Regions from separate parts of the Homo sapiens genome. Here region 1 is linked to region 2. Evidence: read pairs that join two places in POLR2A ChIA-PET (ENCODE). Cell type or tissue: CD4-positive, alpha-beta T cell. All regions are shown on one strand.

Region 1 (2,500 bases), 200 kb before region 2:
AGAATTCTAAACTGACCTAGCTAAACTATTATTCAGGGTGAGGATGAATTTAAGACATTCTCAGACAATTTGGTGGCTGATGAATGGTTTCATTTCTGTCTTTTTCTGTAAACATTTTAAAACACATTTTATTTTAATGTCATATCTATAAATTTTCCCCATATGAAGATCCTGGTGGTATATCTTATAATTTGGGGTTTCAGTCTCACCTGTGGGGTTGCCACAGCTTGAATAATGAGACTTCTTTATAATGAGGATTTACATTTATATATGTCAGGAATCCTGGACTATTAGAAACCTGTGGCCACTTTAGGTTGATTTCTTGGTTTAGGGTTTCCCACACTGATAGCATTGAATTGAAAATTAAATCCCAGGTCTGTGCAACAACAACAAGCCTGTGATTTCTGAATTCTTAGAAAGACCCCTCAACACCACTGTATGCCAAAGCCCAGGCAGAAAAAAATTGCATTATTATCTTCCTTTGTTGATGAGTGGATTTTTTCTTTCCTAGTCTTCCCAGCCCGGTAAGGAAAGCACTGCCTCAAACAGGTGTTTTTAAAGTGGTCAAGTTGTTTAAACTCTTTGTGTTTCAGTTTCCTCTTCTTTTTAATCAGGACTATAATATTCACCCTGTAAATCTATTAGAATGCAATAATTGTACTTCATAAGGGACTGCTATTATTTTATTTTTATTATCATCCTAATGATTAAACAGGATTATTATCAAGATTTTAGATGTGTAGGAAAATAGAAAAAAATAAAACAGATTGATTAAAAGCAATAAAAATGTAAGGTTTGTTATTTTAGAAAATGACAGTAATATACAAGCTTGTGTAAACATATGATCAGGCAAAGAATATGAACGTATGCTGGAACTGAAACAAAGGATAGTTGTTTAGGGACAGGAGACCTGGGTTCTACCCTTGCCTCTGTTTCTATCAGAAAGCTACGTTGCTTCTCTGAACTGAAGTTTCCAGAATTCAAAACTTAGAAGAGGAACTGTGAAATCACCCAGGTCCTTTGTGACTCTTCCATGCTATGATTTTCCATTATCTGCTCTATTTCTTTATGGTTTATTTTTATAGTACCAAATTATCAGCTTTCTGGTACGTGTTATAAGATTATGTGACCACAACATAATACTCTTAGGGAAAAAAATAGTTTCTACTTCATTTTTATTCAAAGAAAATGAGAAAGTAGAAAAGAAGATGTAGCAATCAAACAGGAAAATGATAACCATAAACCCTGTGTTTTCATAGCTTCTGTGTGCTTTAAAAAACTATTTCACAGGGACCACTGAGTTACCGTGGGTACCAGTTGGAGGCTGGATTTCCTACCTCCCGACTGCGGTGACCTACTGAGAAGAATCCTCTCCAGGAGATGCCTCATCAGAAAGATTATAAATGGGAAAAAAATGACTAAGGATCATTTGCTATCAGCAACTTGGGGGTATCTACTGCAAATGTTCTTAACAACCCATAGGATGACAGACTATAGTAGACTGTCACCTTCTACTATAGAAGGTGGATGACACCTTCTCCCGTGGCCTGCCCTCAACTTAGCCAGATTCCCTCTGATGTGCCATTTTTAGTTCCTGTTCTCTCTCTTCCAATTCCCATGACATTCTGAAAGGAGCTACCGGCCTTGTGTACCTCTGTATTAACTATAGAGAATTCCCCAAGAAAACTTTAAGGAGAACAGTGAGATCAACACTAACAATAAACTATTGAAGACTGAGACAGCAGAAACCCTTGGCTACTGCAATAACAAGGCACTTTCACACATAAAAATAAAGCCAACGGTATCAACTCATACGTGCTCAGCTTAAGTCACTGTGGGCATGGTGCACTCACTTTCCTGCAGCCTTTTTCGACTTCCACTATTTCTGGACCTTGGCTTCGTGATTTCATCTTGCAGATGTAGCCAAGAGGCCACTCACAGCCCCGATCTGCCCAGTACCCATCCTGCAGGGAGCAGAGAGAGAGAAAAAAATAAAGGATTATCAGTTTGGGGACCTTTTTTTTTTTTTTTTTTTTGAGACAGTGTCTCACTCTGTCCCCCAGGCTGGAGTGCAGTGGCGCGATCTTGGCTCATGGCAACCTCTGCCTCCCAGGTTCAAGTGATTCTCCTGCCTCAGCCCCCCTAGTAGCTAGGATTACAGGAACCCACCACCAAGCTCTGCTAATTTTTTGTATTTTTAGTAGAGATGGGGTTTCACCATGTTGGCCAGGCTGGTCTTGAACTCCTGACCTCAGGCGATCCACCCACCTTGGCCTCCCAAAGTGCTGGGATTACAGGCATGAGCCACTGCGCCCGGCCAATTTTGGACTTTGATGTTATTTTCTTGTAACTGTGCCTCAGAGGAGGAAAATTAAGATCCAAGGTTATTGAGAGAAAACGGCATCTACTGAAAGGAAAGGTAATTGACATGTTCATATGTAAACAGTAATTTTGACTCTAGCTACAAACATGTAAAAAGTGATTGGAGCCGCAATATGAT
Region 2 (2,500 bases):
ATGGCAGTATACGACCTTCCTGGGGCACTCCACCAGAAAAGGGAAAAAAGCCTCCGATGGGCATGCATACAACTTTCTAAACACACTGTGCATGCTCACCTCCCAAGTATAAGGAGGGCACTGCGCATGTGGGCCGCCCACTCTAAGGGAAGAATCACAGGAAAGGGGCCAACCTATAGAGTCCTGGGATCAAAGTTAAAAACCGCACTTACTCTTCAAGTCACCCACTTGGATTTCTTCCAAGGGCACTTTCCTTTCTTTCCTGCTGTAAAGCTTTTTAATAAACTTCCACTCCTGCTCTGAAACTTGCTTCATCTCTTTTTCTGCCTTACGCCCCTTAGATGAATTCTTTCTTCTGAGGAGGCAAGAACTGAGATTGGTGCAGACCCATACAGACTCACTGCCAGTAACTCAGATACCTTCCACCGATTACAAAAACATCAGCAAACTGAATCCAACAATGTATAAAAAGAATTACATATGCCATGACCAATTAAGATTCATCCCAGGTATGCAAGGCTGATTCAACATTTGTACCGTTACCCTCCAAGAAATCAGAAGACTCTTTTCTGGGGGCTCTATGTCAGCCCAAGAGGAAAGACCTAAAGACAGTAATATTGCAGGGGGAGGAGTGGAGAGGCAGAATTCCATAGTCAATGGCCCACCAGACCAACCTACAGTGAAGTTAAAAGTCAATGAGACCTAACCACATGATCAGAACTTCCAATGTGCTTTTGATTTCTCCAGTATTAGCCATGGGCAAACAAGCAAGCTATCTGAAACTATCTTTTTTTTTTTTTTTTTTTTTAAGACGGAGTCTCGCTCTGTCACCCAGGCTGGAGTGCAGTGGTGCGATCTCGGCTCACTGCAACCTCCACCTCCCAGGTCCAAGCAATTCTCCTGCCTCAGCCTCCTGAGTAGCTGGGACTACAGGCACATGCCACAACGTCCAGCTAATTTTTTTGTATTTTTAGTAGAGACGGGTTTCACTGTGTTAGCCAGGATGGTCTCAATCTCCTGACCTGGTGACTCACCCACCTTGGCCTCCCAAAGTGCTGGGATTGCAGGCGTGAGGAAACTACCTTCTAATGTGGAAGATAAAGAAAAAGACCAAAAAAAGAAAAAGAAAAAAGCAACTTAAGAGAAAAAGAATACACACGTAGGAGGAAAAAAAACTTTAAAAAAATCATTATATTTCAAAACAACAGCTGTACAGAAGCAGAGGGTAACCAGTCTTGACTGGAACACTGCAATTCAAAGAGCAGATATGCTGAAAGATAACATCACCAAGATCTTCAATAGCAGTCTCCATTTTTTAAACACAGATGGGTTGGGGGGACAGTGGAAATGACTCATACCAAGATTCTTATCTGTAATGGTTGGTCTTGACCAAGTGATAATGAAATTCTTGTTTCCATACTCTCCTCCATGCCCTGTTGCCTAGATCAACAGAGTACACTTATTTCCTCATTTTGACCTACTACTGAGAGCAGAAGTACGTCAAGTGAGTTTAATCGCAGAAAATAAAAAGCAGTCAACTCTGACCAAATATTTTACAGGTGTATAATACCTGCTATATATCACAGCATCACCTGCTAGTTAGTCACTACCACCGGACAACTAAAATAAGCATCTAGTAAAGACCAAGTGGATAATAACCAATAGGTATTGGTTAGGTAGGGTACCTACCTAGCTACCCTAAAATCTTCTAACATAGAAGATAGCAAAAGCAGGTTATTCACACAGATTAATTCCTTGCATAAGAATTAATACAAAGATCCAAACAATTCATGATCTCAATAAAGCGATTTACTTGCAGGCAATTATAAAATTTGAACACATATTCAGCAAAATGGAATAGCCTTCTAGTCCACGCCATACCCTACCAGAAGTAGCTTACAATCTAAGAAAGGAAATGAAACCAGCAGATAGACTTAGATTTAAGATTGAAAGGGTTTCAAATAATGCAAAGCCCAAAGCAAATTGAAAGACAGGTAAAGATCCTGGAGAGAGAGAAGAGGAGAATCAGGAAGGGCTTCCCGATGTATTTAGAAAATAAGAAGAGGACAGAATAATGAATTAATCTGTTTCTAATTAAGTGAATAAAGTAAAAAGTAAAGTCATCAAAACAGAAAAGAAGTATAATGAAGAATCTAGGCTGGCTGAAATACAGACTACTTTGTGAAAATTTGGAATAATAAGAGAACAACATTAAGACCTAAAATACTATCTCAGGTGTTTGCACTGCTTCAAGAAACATCAGAATGCCAAGAGTTCCAAATAAGGAAATAAAACAACAAGACCTAGACTTTTTTGAAAAATATTAATCTATCACCAATATGTAAAAGCAGTTTGGAAGAGGGAAAAGAGGAGAACTAGCTCAAATTTACCTATCATTGCTCAAGTTTTGGTAATATATTGTAAATCCCTTGAAAATAATAAGGTTTACTTTGGGGAATTATTTCAATAACCATGCTCTCAGTCTAAGTGCTCAAAAAAA

What was found. Peaks named below come from ENCODE experiments on the same cell type or tissue, not always from the same donor. Only the 100,000 strongest peaks of a DNase experiment are listed, where the experiment ranks them.
Region 1: POLR2A ChIA-PET joins it to region 2 with 7 read pairs; 2 of 35 experiments call an interaction of 5 or more read pairs at or near these places.

The regions. Positions count from the first base shown.
Region 1 is chr10:17,855,706-17,858,205 of GRCh38, reverse strand. It overlaps MRC1 (mannose receptor C-type 1), which reads right to left. Exons shown (of 30, transcript NM_002438.4): 9 at 1,854-1,964. Among named protein-coding and RNA genes, the nearest start is that of MIR511, 12 kb to the right of the region's middle. In CD4-positive, alpha-beta T cell, no CTCF peak of the experiment used is centred here; no DNase peak of the experiment used is centred here.
Region 2 is chr10:17,654,602-17,657,101 of GRCh38, reverse strand. The region is part of intron 1 of STAM (signal transducing adaptor molecule); the gene reads right to left. Among named protein-coding and RNA genes, the nearest start is that of STAM, 12 kb to the right of the region's middle. In CD4-positive, alpha-beta T cell, no CTCF peak of the experiment used is centred here; a DNase peak (open chromatin) is centred at 1,321; H3K4me3 peaks cover 1,107 bases.